Regions from separate parts of the Homo sapiens genome. Here region 1 is linked to region 2. A link is a loop called in an ENCODE intact Hi-C map of the cell type or tissue named here. Cell type or tissue: Caco-2. All regions are shown on one strand. Each heading gives the region's core, and the rest is flanking DNA. Links, peaks and the distances in the headings are about the cores only.

Evidence for each region. A loop is a pair of places that touch in the nucleus more often than their neighbours do. Peaks named below come from ENCODE experiments on the same cell type or tissue, not always from the same donor. Only the 100,000 strongest peaks of a DNase experiment are listed, where the experiment ranks them.
Region 1: a loop joins it to region 2, with 4 times the contacts of the local background. A loop is called at or near these places in 19 of 110 quality-filtered maps.

What each region holds. Positions count from the first base shown.
Region 1 is chr2:190,848,763-190,857,103 of GRCh38, reverse strand. No RefSeq gene overlaps it. Among named protein-coding and RNA genes, the nearest start is that of GLS, 28 kb to the left of the region's middle. RefSeq lists a silencer at 2,874-3,043. In Caco-2, for the core only: a CTCF peak has its summit at 6,403 (motif pointing left); DNase peaks (open chromatin) are centred at 1,103, 3,603 and 6,363.
Region 2 is chr2:190,943,308-190,951,648 of GRCh38, reverse strand. All of the region lies in intron 14 of GLS (glutaminase), which reads right to left. Among named protein-coding and RNA genes, the nearest start is that of GLS, 67 kb to the right of the region's middle. In Caco-2, for the core only: no CTCF peak of the experiment used is centred there; DNase peaks (open chromatin) are centred at 3,768 and 4,348.

The sequences.
Region 1 (8,341 bases), core at 299-8,298, 95 kb after region 2:
CCCAGTTCTTAGAGACCTGGATTTTCATTTCAGTACCGCCTCATCTGGAGCAAATTGCTCACCCCTCTAAGGCTCAGTTTCTTCATCTGAAAATGTTGATACTAATACTTGTGAAGCTACAAATAATAATATTTATGAAGTTGGTTTAATACGTAAATGAAATAATGGCCATAATGTGCCTTACATACAATAAATGCATAATGATGAGAGTTGTTATTGTTAATGACCACAGTGTGTTATGTCAAACATGGTTCATGGAGAGAATCACTAAGGACTGTGGCTGTTGCATTAGCAGAAAGGAGTGAATACTTTCCAACTTACCTACCCTTTCAAGGACCTCCTACATGCTACACATTGTGCTCAGAAATGGGGGCTAGAGAGAGCCATTTCTATATGGCTCCTGCATTCCTGGAACTCCCAGTAGAGTAAGTTTATTTTCCTGAATTGACATCTGACCAACTCATAGGTCATTGGGAAGAAATATAATTGACTTTCTTACCAACATAACTAAAAATTTAACCACCTACAGCATACCTAGTCAGCATCATTATGTACCAAATATTCAATATTTAAAATGAAAGCTGATCTTAATTCTTACTTTGGGAATAAACCTTTGATATTGCTAAAACATACTGATACTCTCAAAAGCCATGACCTTACCTTTATTTACTCAAAGCTTCCACAGATACTGTACATTTTACTTTTTAAATACATTGCTTTAAAAGTTTTCTCCATATTATTTTCCTGTTAATCATGTTCTTTGAGCATTATTTAATAGACTAGCACTGTTGACATTCATTCTTCTACACAAATATCTTTTTTTTGTTTTTTTGAGACGGAGTCTCGCTCTGTTGCCCAGGCTGGAGTGCAGTGGCACGCTCTCAGCTCACTGCAAGCTCTGCCTCTTAGGTTCACGCCATTCTCCTGCCTCAGCCTCCCGAGTAGCTGGGATTACAGGCACCTGCCACCACGCCCGGCTAATTTTTTTTTGTATTTTTTTAGTAGAGACGGGGTTTCACAGTGTTAGCCAGGATGGTCTCAATCTCCTGACCTTGTGATCCACCCGCCTCGGCTTCCCAAAGTGCTGGGATTACAGGCATGAGCCACCGCGCCCGGCCCCACAAATATCTTATCTAAAGGAAAACAAAAGGACTTTACTCCCTGGATGAAACTCTTTATGGCCCCTGAAACTGTGATTTACTCATTATAAACTAGCAATACATTCTGTTATAATGACATGTAGTTTTTCTTCTCACCAGTATCTTAAACACGTTTAATCTCAGGTTCATGAAAAATTAATGAGATTAATGCAAATGGACTCACTAAAATTTGTGTCAAGCAAGAAAAATTTTTTTAAAAAATAAATATTTTAGTGTGTTACCATGGCATGAGAGGAGACAGGATTGTTTGACATCTAGAAGGGATTGTTTTGCTCACCTTGTATAATTTGTCTGCATCTGGGAATCCAGAGAAGGCAACATATAAATTCTATCACGTTCCTATCACCATTGGATTCACATGATCTCCAAATTCAGGTAATTGTTCCTTCCTCCTCAAGTTCTACTGGTGGCTGCCTTGTTACTTTCTCTATTATAGGCTACTTAATAATGAATGTTTGGATGGAATGTTTACATGGCCATCTCTCTCACTAGAGGGCAGAAGGTTATCTTATGGAAATCTCTAACCCTACCTCCTAGTCAGTGCCTCGCTCATAATAGGCACTCAATAAATAGCTGGTAGTGGTACCATTCCAATTTTTCCTTATGTGTGATTCTTTTAAAATGATCTTTGATCATGCGATATAATGTGACTCTAACTTTAGTTAGATGAAAATCTGAAGTCGTGCTATCCTCAAAGGGAATAGCTTCTTTAAGGGATGCTGTCACAATATTAGGAAGATCAATGTCAAACCACCAAACGTTTTCAGTCAGCTGCCATCTGAAGAAAGCCTTTACTTTCAGAAAAAAAGCCCCATTCTTTTAGTCTGCACTTCTGAATCATGGTAAGATTGTAGGCTAGAATTGGTTTATGGATGTTAAAGGGGAGAGTTTATGTCTGCCTTTTTCCACACATGCACTGTATTCCTGAACCTGGTCAGTGGAGATCCAAGGCCACTCAACCTCTTTCAAGTGAGGCTGATGGAACATATGGTGCTTCCTGCAGAGAAAAGGTTCTAACTGGCTCTAAAAGGAATGTCCAATAGTTCTCACCAGGGTTGTTCCACATATTTGGAAATGTGCGGGAGTCATGTTGGTTGTCACAGTGACCAGACAGACAGCAATGAGGGAAGGGAGATGCTATTGGAATTTAGTGGGTTGCAACCAGGGATGCTAAAATGTCCTGCCATGTATAATACCATTATGAGAAACAAAGAATTGTCCTGCTCCATATGTCACTTGCACATCTTTTTTGAGAAACGTTTTTTTCCCTGTTAGGAGTTGTGGAAAACCGGGCTGGGCTTGTTGAAGCAAAGGACCCTGCAAAGGTGTGGACGGACCTACCTACCTCTCCTGGGTTTTGGCAAGCATGATATTAGGAACTCCTCCAAGCAATGAAGATTTAGCCCATTTATTTTCTTCCCCACCCTCAGGACAGGGAGATAATGTTGGCAGCCCTTCAGATGATGTATTTGGGGAACACTGAAAGGCCCATCATGTATGCAGAAATCCCCACCATTAGACTTCTATGCATTAAGACATTGTCTCTAAAAAGACAGTTAAAGTGTAATATGTTACTTGAAGGGATAAAAGTAGAATGTACCTTAGCATGGATTAGTTTACCAGAATAGCTAGCTATCACTTTGGCAACAGGTCTTTAAGAAAATAGATTTAAGCAAGTAATTTTGATATAAGCATAATAAAAGAAGGAAGTGAAAGGAGGAGGACTTTTGGAAGTGAGTCATGAGGGACTCTGAGAGACCAGGAGAGGCTACTGGGTGCCAAAAACAGACGAAAACAGAGAAAGCAGCTACACAAATTTGCTCATATTCTACCCATTTTGTCTCTGCTGTAAGCTTTCTGAAAAGAAAGATTTCAATACCAAAGTAACCTTATCCTTATGAAGGCAGAAACTGTATCTTTTCTTTTATCTGCTTAATTCCACAATGCTTTGCACAATGAATACTCAAATTTTGACAGTTAAGGAATCACAAAAATACTGTATCTTAGATTGCCTTGCTGGAAAGCTGTCAGACTCTAGGTTCAATGAAAGACACACCCGTACAATGGTTTGTTTTGTGTTTTAGGTTCACAGTACAGTTTTTATGAACATGAGTACATAAACTGCTTTATTTCATTTTTTTTCTCTGCCCCATATGATCTGCAGGAATAAGTTGCTTTCTTTTAGCATGAGGGATTCTTCCAGGTGTTTTACAGGAAATTTAACCTGGGTAAAGATGAAGTGGACTTTAAACTCCACATCAGCACTCTGTATTAGAAAAGATTAGGCAGCTTTCTTCTATTTTATGTAGAGCCATAAATTTTAAGACTTGAAACAAGTACATGAGAATAATCTTGTTCAAATAATAAATGATTATGGATCACACTGAAACTTGATGTTTTTCTTGCATAATATGATAATAGTCGGCTGGGCACGGTGGCTCACACCTATAATCCCAGCACTTTGGGAGGCCGCAGCAGGCAGATCACAAGGTCAGGAGATCGAGACCATCCTAGCTAACACAGTGAAATCCCATCTCACTAAAAATACAAAAAATTATCCAGGCATGGTGGCACGCACCTGTAGTCCAGCTACTTGGGAGGCTGAGGCAAGAGAACTGCTTGAACCTGGGAGGCAGAGGTTGCAGTAAGCCAAGATCGCGCCATTGCACTCCAGCCTGGGCGATAGAGCAAGACTCCATCTCAAATAAATAAATAAATAAATAAATAAATAAATAAATAAAATGGATGTGTCACATTATGCAAAATATAGATGTCTCAGAAATCTTGGTTCTAGGCCTTGAGAAAATACATTTTCCATTGACTTTCAAAAATGTCTAAATAAAAGACAGTCTCATGTCCATGTTGCCTAAAAATTCATGCCTCAAAATGTAATAGGGACAATTTTTTCTGTAAACATATTTAAGAATTGTCAAAAATAATGTACTTTTGGATCCAGGGACACAGATATCCTATGCAGTGTTTTTTTGCTAATTGGAAGAAGGTGGTCATTTGTAGAGGCAGATTAAGCCTCCCTCCTGCTCCAGGGCATGAGGTTTGACGAGCGAAGTTGGGTCTGGGCTTCGGTACCTTGGCTGCTCCAGTAGGTGTCTGTGTAATGCTCTCACTAAAAACCTGCCTGTGGCAGCCCCACTGGCATCTCATAGTCGAAATCTTCTCACCTCTAAGGTGGACCTGCGATTTCTACTAATCCATATATTTGCTAAACTCTGGACTCGCTAGCTAGCGTTCTTGTCCTGCCCTCTTTTACTCACTTTCTACACTCTCACCTTCACCCCATCCTGCTTTCTTAGAGAGAGACCTCCTTAGAGCCAGAGGGGACTGACAGGCACTTGTTAGCAGGAACCATGGCATTTCACAGTGGTCTTCCCAGCATCTAGTCAGTAGCCGGCATGTAGAAGAACTATGTAAATGAATGAGTACATTTTAGAACTATGTGTGACTATCTCACTGGTTAAGCCATCCAACTTTATGTCATTTGATTAGGGGCAAATTTGATATCAAAACCTTGAAAAAAAGTAATTTCTATACTATTGTTCTGATAGATTATCTGTGCTTAGTGCTTCCCAGCAATGCAACAAAATATGTTTTGCTATGGTTTTATTTTGAAATCCATAGATTTATGATTACATAGTAAATACAATGTAAGAAAAGTTATATTGGGTCTATATTAGTTGACATTTTAACTAAGAAATATTCTGAATCTGAAAGACTGATTATTCTATTTTTATAATCCTGAACCATTCTCTCTCACATTATAACACCCAAATTTTAAGTTTCATTATGGTTGAGCTGATAGAGATTGTATTCAAAAAGCAATGTTTCTAAGGTTCACGCTCGAGAGAGAATGAAATAGGTAAGAAGTTGAGAAACAGCATCTAAGTAAATTTGTTATGGCAACTGTGCCATTCTTGCTTTTACCTGCAACTAAAGCAATGACCAGATACCTAACTGGTTTGAGTTAACAAAATATACAGCATCTTTAGGAGGGTCCTGACGCCTCCAGAATGTGGATCCAGGATGAATACAGAAATTTCTGTTTCAGTCAGAGGATAAGAACAGAGATAGAATAAGTTGATTTAAAGTAATTAAGCATTAGTGAAAATATATATCAGTATCAAAAGTTCGATCATTTTAAAATACCTTAATCTCATCTTAATGTTTAATGTTTGTATTACTTGATGGTGCAATGTCCTTTTGTTTTGTTTTGTTTTTGTGACGGAGTCTTGCTCTGTTGTCAGGCTGGAATGTAGTGGCAGGATCTCGGCTCACTGCAACCTCTGCCTCCTCAGTTCAAGCGATTCTCCTGCCTCAACCTCCCAAGTAGCTGGGACTGCAGGTGCATGCCACCCCACCCAGCTAATTTTTGTATTTTTAGTAGAGATGGGGTTTCACCATGTTGGCCAGGATGGTCTCCATCTCTTGACCTCGTGATCTGCCTGCCTCAGCCTCCCCAAGTGCTGGGATTAAAGGCATGAGTCACCACACCTGGCCCCATTTTTAAATAACCAAGTTAACATTTTTAAAGAAGTCTAGAAGGTTAATGCAATATAATCTACCTTGTAACCATACTTCTTGCCATAGCCTGATTGGATAAGAGGTTCATCCACTCAAAATGCCACAGAGGCCAGGTAGGTAAACTGAAGGAGGCTGGATGTAAGCACACGAGCATAGATGTACATTGAGTGCTGGAAAGTGCCTGGCTATTTAAGTGGGGCAGCTGGGTTCAGCTATAGCTAATGGTTATCTTGAGGGAATGAAGAGCTAGTAATTGCTAGATCTTCTGATTTTTCAAGAAAGACTGAAAATCCATATTGTTATGTGGGCACTCCTGATTATTAGCTGTTGGCTTAAATTTAAAATGAGCAAGACCATCCTGGCTAACACGGTGAAACCCCGCCTCTACTAAACAAAATACAAAAAAATTAGCCGGGCGTGGTGGCAGGCGCCTGTAGTCCCAGCTACTCGAGAGGCTGAGGCAGAAGAACGGCGTGAACCCGGGAGGCACAGCTTGCAGTGAGCCGAAATCGCACCACTGCACTCCAGCCTGGGCAACAGAGCGAGACTCCGTCTTAAAAAATATAAATAAATAAATAAATAAATAAATAAATAAATAAAGCAAGCCAACAAACCATTTGAATCAAACCAAATATGGCTGCTGGCCACTCATTTATTTCTGGTCTGACCATGTGATATTTATTGCCCCCTGGTGGTGGCTTTCCTCAATTCTAGCTTTAATTTTAAGAGATGTGACAACGAATTTTGGTGTTTGGCTAATTTGTGAAGGGGCATAGTCCTGCTGGGTGGGCGAGTTGCCCACTTCCAACATCCGTGCCAATGCTTTCTTAGATTGGCACAAAAGGCAAAGTGAAAATAAGCTCTCAAATGATAGTTCATGAGTCAAATACCAAAAAGAAATATTCACTAATACAGATATTGTATGATAATAAGTACAATATGGAGGTTTTTGTTTGTTTGTTTGTTTTTGTTTTGTTTGTTTGTTTTGAGACAGAGTCTCGCTCTGTCGCCAGGCTAGAGTGTAGTGGTGCGATCTCCGCTCACTACAACCTCCAACTCCCTGGTACAAGATATTCTCCTGCCTCAGCCTCTCAAGTAGCTGGGATTACAGGCACGCGCCACCACGCCCAGATAATTTTTGTATTTTTAGTAGAGATGGGGTTTCACCAGGTTGGCCAGGATGGTCTCGATCTCCTGATTTCGTGATCTGCCCGCCTCAGCCTCCCAAAGCTCTGGGATTACAGGTATGAGCCACCGCACCTGGCCCCAATATGTAGTTTTTGAAAAGCATATATTATCATATATTCAGGATGCTTTCTGGGCACAGTTAAAGCTAGGGGTGCCAAAAAACATTGGATCATTGTCTTGGGCTCTGTGGCTGCAGGACTGAGCATCTGGACTGTGACTCACTCAGGCAGTTGGCCAGTTCCCCAACTGGTGCTAAAGGAGACCTGAAATACACTTTTCTCATCTGTAAAATATGAGGATAATAATCCTACCTGGCTCGTGGGGTTATAAGACTCACTGTCCTCAATATGTGTTAGGGGGAAAATTCCTACAGATATATTAATATATGCAGTAAGCTCAACCTACTACCCTTGGTCATCAAGACAGGCAGGTAGGACTCTCTTGTCTTCTATGCACACCCTTGGCCCATACTGGGTGTGGTTCTTTTGGGACTTCCTCATTCTCTCCTTTAAGGTTGATTTCTTTTAAACTGATGTTCCCATATAAACATGTTTGAAGCAGAAAATGGTAGATTACAGCATGATTTGGACTGTCTTCCACTCTCACGCCAAGGTCTATCCTGTATTTAGAGCATATGAAAGATGTGTCTGCTTGAAAGTAACTTGAATAGTAATTTGTGGCGGAAAATTACAGGAGCCCATCAGAAGGGGATTATTATAAAGCACCACCTTTCACATGGGAGTTAAGAATGCCTTCATATGGACTTCGTTTGCATTTTTAAAAAATTGGAACACTGAGGCAGCAGAAAAGCCTCTAAGTTTCCAAACAAGTAACTTAAAGCCATGAATTAATGGGCCCAGGAGTTTTTTCTTTTTTAAATATAATACCAGGCCGGGCGCGGTGGCTCACACCTGTAATCCCAGCACTTTGGGAGGCCGAGACGGGCGGATCACGAGGTCAGGAGATCGAGACCATCCTGGCTAACACGGTGAAACCCCGTCTCTACTAAAAATACAAAAATTAGCCGGGCATGGTGGCGCGTGCCTGTAGTCCCAGCTACACAGGAGGCTGAGGCAGGAGAATGGCGTGAACCCGGGAGGCGGAGCTTGCAGTGAGTCGAGATCGCGCCACTGCACTCCAGCCTGGGCGACAGAGCGAAACTCCGTCTCAAAAAAAAAAAAAAAAAAAAAAAAAAAATATATATATATATATATATATATATATATATATATATATATATAACCAGAACTTCCTCTAATTAAAAAAAAACTTTTAGACGTTAACTTCCATATTTTTCATATTTAAATGTGAGAACGTAATGAAGAAAAAGTTGCTGCTGAAAGTTAAAATGTACTTACTTTTGTCATGAGAATTATGAATATTAAAGTGAGAAAGTTTTATTTCAGAGAAGACACAGTATAGCATATTAATACCAAGAATGAAGGAGATGATAAAAA
Region 2 (8,341 bases), core at 231-8,230:
AAACAGACAGAAGATCCTAACTACAACTTTGCTAAAAAGATAAAAACTGTTTTCATCGCTCAAAGTAAAAAGCTTCCTCATTTTTGAGACTACTTTTTATCTATTCCTTCAAACACTTATCCTCTAGATGCCCTGTTCTTGTTCCCTCACTGATCCCCTTTGTTTCTAGCATCTTTAACTTTTCCTCTTTCATTGGTTCTCTCAGTTTACCTTAAAACAGACACAATTTCATCCTATTTTTAAAAAGCAACACTTGACCCTATTGTTCTCCCTTCAGCGCTTATTTCCTGAAAGTATATTTTTAATTCCCTGAAAATTACCTTCACACTCATTGTTACCTCTAAACAGCGCTCTCCAAAGCTCCAGCAGCTTCCTAAGCCCTGATTCCTTCAGATCCCCCCAGCACCCTCCACCCTCTCACGACTTGCCTTCCATGCTGCTCCATCACCCTAATCTTCCTCCTGTTTGCTGCTTTGCAGATTCATTACCCACTTTCCACTGCCAAATACTACTCCCAAGGCAGTCCAATCTTCTTGTTTTTCAATATAATGTCCCTCAAAGAATTCATCTATTCCTCTGGGCACACTGACTTCCCCATCTTTAATCTAAATCTTTCTCCTAAGCTCCAGTCCTACAGCTCCACTTGATAGTCACTTCAAACTCAAAAACAGCAACAGTCCTGCCGGCTTCTCACCCTGGCTCCAGTTCATAGCCATCTGCCTACTTGACATTGCTTCCAGGACTTTTAATGGGCATCTCAGACTTATACCCAAAATGGAATTTGCTTTGCCCTGTCTTCTGCCACTCACAGTCAGCTCCTCTTCTAGTCTCCCCAGTTTGGGGATGACACTACAATTCACCCACTTGCTCAGGCCACAAACTCAGGAGTCATCCAGTGCTGCTGCATTCACTTATGCAGGTTGAGTCCTTCACAAGGATGCCTGGCCACAGGGCCAACACGGGTTACCAGCCCACGCTCTTCCCACCAAGGTGTCCTAGCACCCAGGTACATGTGCTGGGAGGAAGGGAGCTTCTTTACCCAGTGGTGCTGAGAAGTGCTTCTGCTTCTGGCCAGAGACAGAATTAGCTTTTTCTAATTCAGACAAATTCACCATACAGACCATGGGGGGTAGTCCTTGATTCTATTCTTTCTCTCACAGCCCACATCTAGCTCATCAATAAATCCTCTTTCCTGCAAAATATGTTTGGAATCCTATCACTTCTCACCACCTCTATCACTATTGCCTTAGGCCTCATCTGAACCACCACCTTATCACCTCTGCTGCCATAGGGATCTTTTAAAAACATCAAGGAACTCCCGTGCCTTTCCATCATATCTAAAGGAAAATCAAACTCTTTACCATGGCTTTCAGGACCCTAAAGGCTCTATTCCTGGTTACACTGCACATATCATTCCTACCACTCTTCCCTTTCCAGCTCTACTCCATTCAGAACATCTGGCTGGTCTCAGGCACTCAAGGCCTACAACTGGCTGCTAGAGATGCTCTTTCCCCAGGCTGTCAGGAGGCTCCCTCTCCCCCTCCCTTTGGGTAGGTCTCCATTCAAATGTTCTCTCAAGACTCTAAAACACTCCCCTCTTTTCATCACTCCTTATCCCTTACCTTGCTTTTCCCCTTCATATATATATATATATTGTATTGTTAACTATATCCTTTTTAACTATATTTGTTATATATAACTATATATAAAGTATATATATTTTTATATATACTTGTTTTTTGTCTCTCTCATTAAATATAGGCTCCATGTGGGCAGAGACCACTTGTCTTTCTGTTCCCCACCGTAAACTCAGTGTCTATCACACATAATAGGTGCTCATTAAATATCTATTGACTAAGTGAATATTCTCCCTCAAGGCATCAAATATTCAATTTTGGGTATTAAATTGCAAAATTAATTCCTCTATCGGCCCCCAACCCTGCATTTTATTTTTTTTGAGACAAGGTCTCGCTCTGTCACCCAGGCTGGAGTGCAGTGGCAAGATCTCGGCTCATACAACCTTCGCCTCTCGGGTTCAAGTGATTCTCCCACCTCAGCCTCTGGAGTAGCTGGGATTACAGGCATGTGCCACCACTAATCTAATTTTTGTAGTTTTTGGTAGAGACGGGGTTTCACTAGGTTGGCCAGGCTGGTCCCAAACTCCCGACCTCAAGCGATCTGCCTGCCTCAGCCTCCCAAAGTGTAGGGATTACAGGTGTGAGCCCCTGTGCCCAGCCCATCTACCTTAACTTTTACATCTTTGAATATCATTACAAGATTTATTCAATCATTAACTGATGCCTCTGCTTCTGGTCCTTCTTCCACCCTCCAAAACCTCTCCACATACTTCTAATCATATTCTCAAAACATTGCTCTAATCACTACAGGTTTCTAAGCAGCGGAGTATCAAGAAACCCAAAATCATTCCTGATAACATTTAAGTTCTTCAGCCTTGTATTCAAGGTTCTTCAGTCCAGCTAACTTAATTTTTCTTCTCAACCTCAATAGAGCAAAATTGGTCTTACTGCCCTTGTTTTTGTCTTGGTGTCTATGCTCTTAAGAACACCCAGATTCCTAATCAAATCCTTCCCTTCCCTCAAAGACTAGCCCGAAAGTCCCTTCCTTGCTGTCAGTCTTCCCCAGGCCATCCCAGCCCAGCATTCATTATCTATGTAGCTTATTGCCAGCTGCCCACACAGTGCCCTGTGACAGCATGTGCTAGGGACAGAGTCAATTAGATACCTCCACTCCCACCACAACCCTGGATCTACCTCCTGCTTCCTCCCACAGTGCATACTATTCTCCTGAAATCATTTTTCCCCACCCATTTCTCACTGATATGTTATTCTTACCCATTCCTGTGAACTCTGCTCCAATCTCTTAAATCAAAAGTAATCTCCGTCTACCTTTGCTGCACTATGGCACTATAACACATGACCACATGGAGCATTTGTGTGTCTTACTTCCCCCACCACTAAGAAAAATCCAAATTCCCCTGTATATACCATTAATATATTAATTACCCAGTTATTATTTTTAAAACTATGTTGGTACTTCTAAGCAATAAAGCCTCATCTGTTTCAGTGACTGGATATAAGAACTACACATTCCCCTTTAAAATTTTGAATTTAGACCATGCTCGTTTGAAGAGATTTTATTATAGTATGTGTGTAGCACTTAGTCACTTCATTATTCAACATTTCAAACGTTCTAAAAGTCCATTTCTTATTAATAAGGCCCAAAATAGAAGATTTTAGAATATACTTGGTTTATTCAGAGTATATTGTTATTCAAAAGCATGAGAAAAAAAAATCAGGAAACTTTAATGTACAAAGGCTTTGTAACTAATCAGAAGGGAAAAACACTAGCTCGCCTTAACAAAATTATTAAAGACTAACATGGAAGTTTGGTATTCTTCCCATGAAAACAAAAGGCTAGCTATGGAGCTGGATTTAGTCCAAACCAGAAGATAGGTGCTTGAACACAAAGTGAGTGTAATTCTCTCCAAAACAGAAAAGCACTAGGAGGCAGCCCATGCACAGGCACTATTTAAAAGCAAAACCACAAATTCCTCTTCTTTCTAGCATCAACAGCCCCCTATACTTTTAAGTTTACATAAATTATGAAATGAGCTGTGGGTAGAATGCCACAAAAGAAAATGAAACTAGTTTAACACTTTTGAGACAACAGATGGAGTATTTCATTTAGGGACAGTCTGCTTCCTGGTCTGTTAAAGAGCGCCACGAGTATTTCCAACTAAGCTGACACACCCTCTGGAATGCCTATCATAGCAAACAAACTGAAGGAGAGGGGCACTCTAGAAGATCAGTCATCCACCTCCACACCAATACTTGCAAAGGATGTAGGTGTGCTAACCATTGATCAAAGCTCATTCCCCTATTTCCCCACTGGATACTTGAGTTACATTGATTTTAAAATACCTGTCAAGGAGGCCAAAGTCCAGAAAATAATGGGTTAACAGTAAATGCCAGAGGCATGGAAGCTATGTTTTGATAAATAATTCCTTACTATAAAGAAACAGACTATACACAGCCGCAATAATAGCTATTAAATTAAGGGCTCTGATGTTTAATGTATACCTCCCCATGGCAAAGAGACACTGCACCTGGGCAGAGAGCCATTAAAATTTATAAATTAACTGTTAACAGTTTCCCCTTCATCTTGTAGATTTTCCAGCACTACTGCATTTTTCTTATCAAGTCTCTTTATCAGAATCTGCCCGAACCAGACAATCTTATCTTAGTTTATTTGTACAAAGTCATGACAACAGTGGGACAAAAAATGTTACAGTTCACATGAGTTCACTTAACACTGGCATGCTTGGCATAGCAAATCTCACTTTTTTCCAAAACAGCTAGAAGCAGGTGGGGAGTGTATCAGTTTTACACATCTAAAACATGGCATTCCTAAGTCTTTAATCCTATCATTATCCTACTCAGTTTGAGCTTGTTTAAAGGTTGAGTTGTGTGACTTCTGTAAATGCCCTAATAATTCTGTACTTATGAGTAAGTAGCAATTATTAGAATTATATACTCACATTACTCTGTATTTATATAGTGGATGACCCTAAAACATTCAACATTTTAAACAGTTATAGTTGTTTTTAAAAATCCCTGACAGGCTGGTTATAAAATATGTTGATAGATATATTTTATTTATTACTACCACTGAGATTAAGGACCCTGGCTCAAGGTCACACAGCATATGAATTAGTGATGGAGCTTGAGTAGAACTCAGGTATCTGGATTCCCAATTCTGTACAACTAGACCATGATGATGTGAGTCCTTAATAGATCTCAGATTGTTATCCAAAGCACAGAAGGAAACCAACGGATTAAATATCAATTTAGCTCTAATCCATAAAAGTTCTTTACTCAATATTGGAAGGAAGCCTAGATGGGACCAAAGCGGGAGGGGAGAAAAGGAAGAAAGGGAGAAGATGGAGGGAGGGAGAGACGGAGGAAAAATTGGTTCACTGGTTTTACACTTTACTTCAACTATTTAATTTCTAACTCCATTACCAACTGCCAAACCAAAATTTCCTCTGTTTTTCATCTTTAGTTTCTGTCTTCATATAAACATGAATTCAGCCTGTTTGGAACTGCTATAATGAAAAAAAAAAGCAGGTAACTGAAAAAACATCCTTCTGTTTCTACCACCTCTAGTTTGAGATAAGCTGCTCTCATTTCCAGCTCAGTACAGTATCTGTTGTCATGGAATAGATACTTTTCTTCAACTGTTAAATAAACCATCATGACTCCAGATCCAATTTTGTTTTAAAGGCTTCACTCCAACTTGGCAGATTATAGTCTTTAAATGAAAATAAGCTTTCAGCCTGCTTTTATATTTTCTTAAGGTCAAATTGAGGCATACTACCTATTATACTGTGGCTAAAGAAAAATTTTAAGTTGCCATCATATGTAAATTAATCACCTTGCCCAAGGGTAAAAGTAAACCTGTGTATTGTGTATGTGATTGAAGATATTTCCTCTTTCCTTTACTACTGAGCTTATTTAATATTTTTAAGGATGTGTAAAAAAAAATTATACTACTTTTGTAATTAGACAGTCTGAGTATGAGGCCACATATTCCTAAGCTTTCCAAAGATTTACTGAGACACAGTTATTAATATACTATATATAGACAAAACTAATCCAAACTGATATGATTCGGAGGGTTGGGGAAAAAATCTTTTATAGGAATAGCAATTCAATAAATTCATGCCCATATTTCCAAACTTACACAAATGCAGGAGGTTCTCATATAGTAATTTCAATAGAGAGGAATAAATCAAATAGCAAATTTTACTATAAAGGAAAGAAGCTCTGTTTTACAGAAATTTCACTTTAAAAATACAACCTCAAAATGGTACCTCCAAGAACTGCATTCTGTTCTTGACTTTGCTAAGTAATAAACTCCCTTAAAAGCATACAATTTTCAATTTTTTTTTCTTTTTTTTTTTTGAGACAGGCTCTCGCTCTGTTGCCTAGACTGGAGTGCCGTGCTGCAATCATGGCTCACTGCAGCCTTGACCTCCCAAGCTCAACTGATCCTCCCAACTCAGCCTCCTGAACAGCTGGGACCACAAGCATGTGCCACCAAACCTGGATGATTTCTTTGTTATTTTTTTGTAGAGACGGGGTCTCACTATGTTGCCCAGGCTGGTCTCAAACTACTGGGCTCAAGCAATCCTCCTGACACCCTCCCAAAGTGCTGGGATTACATGTGTGAGCCACCATGCCTAGCCTCAAAATTTTTCAATGACCAGTTTAATCTGAAATAATTTCACTCATTTGTAAACTAAAAAGTCATAATCATGTCAAAAAATCTGACAACCTATGAAGACAAAAAATTAAAGATTATATATTACTTACAACAAAATAGTTAATATGAAGCACCTACTCTCTCGACTCAGCTAAGTGCTCCAAATGTTATTTCTGTTATTAAAGGACAGGAAACATTTAAACAACTTCAGCAAGGTATCAGAGCTGGTAAGTGGAAGAACAAGGGCTCAAACCCAGTCTGGAAGATGCCAGGGCCAGTGCTTGCAACTACTATCTACTGGGTCAAGCAATTTCCTAACAAAACCTGGGACTTCCTCAATAATACAATACCAAGACAGAAATATGTTGTGATAGGAAATCAGAAAATAGCAACAAAGAAACAATTTATAGAAAAATCAGAGATATTAATTTTATATTGAGGTGCTACCCAAAGGTGTTTTTTAAATGAAGGGAAAATAAAAGAACAAAAGAAATAATTCAATTTGATAATATCACAAATGACAAATAGAAAAAGTTATTACCTTTATTCTTTGCATTTAAAACTTTAAAAATGAAATGTGAGTTGGGTGAATGTGAATAAAAGCAAATATGACTGTTACGCTACTGGCAGCAAATAAATAACTTCTTTTCTCAGTGGCATATTATTCCAGTAAACACCAATGAATGGTCTAAAAAGATACCAATGAGGTCATAAGCATCCCTCTTTATATATCCAATTATAAAAGTAGCTAACAATATATCTTTGTGTGGTCTGAAAAACAGCACTCCTAATCAATAAGCCAGAAAGCAGAAGAGAAGAAAAATAGCAATGAGCAAAGACAAAGACAGCTACTCCTCCAAAGAACAAAACTGCAGACCTTAAGCATATCTGTATTGCACAGACAACTATCAAAGTTTCTCATTCACTATCTTTCTGGTCTTCTCCCACTATTATACAAACAAGTTTTTGTAAAAGTTCATGAACATTAGTGAATATTACATTAGTGTGTTAGGATAGAGGACAAGGTTCCACATTTCTGGAATGATAAAGTGCTATATTTAAAAAACAAGTACATAAAACCCAAAAGTCAAAGAACTTAAAAGCGAATTTAAGACAGGAAGAGAAGACATTCATCACCAAATACACATATTAAACAAAAAAAAAAAATCCAGGCCATTGGAATCAAACTATTCTTACAAAGACACCATTTTGTGTAAATTAAAAATAAATAAATACAAACAAGGTCCCTGAAAATAGATGAGGTTCTCTTCCTGCTGTGAAACAACACGGTTTTAGCATTCATACAGGAAGAATTATGGTTTCAATTCAGAGTTTAAGGTCCTATTTCTCTTAGCATGCCTCAAATCCTGCTACTATAACAAAGCCAGGCACATGGACTTGAGTTTTCTATAGTTATTCCAACCCACAATACTAACACAATCTTTACTAATTGCTTTAATGTTAGAAAAGAAATCCCTCATTTTCACTGGTCTCCAGAGCCTTACTTAACTCCCTATATTCTTCAATGTTTATTTCACATTTCTATTGTGAAACGTTCAACATGTGTGCTTTATGGAGCATACTCACAGAAGAGGTGTAATAACAGTATGTTTCTCTAATGCTGTAACTTTTCAAAGCACTTTCATAGCCACTTTATTATTCAAATTACATAGCAGGCTCCTCCAACATATAATACAGAAAATTGCTGGAGAAAAGCATATTTTAAGACACTAAAAAATAAAGCAATTGTTCTATCTAAAAAAAATTTAGAAAGGACATCATGTAAATATAAAACCCTCATCTTACTAAATTATCTATGCTTTCATACAGTTCAATGCTCCAAACTCCTTAAAATACTCTTTCCTTGACTGCTGATATTGCACTATGCTGGATTTTCTCTTCTCTGGCCACCTTTCCCTAGTGGAAGCCTCTCCTACTCTATCTTACCTTTAAAATGATGGTTTCTTAGGGTTCTGTCTTTGATACACTTTCCTTATCACTTTATACTATCACCTTAAGCAATCTCACACACCACCCCAGCTTCAAATACTACTCT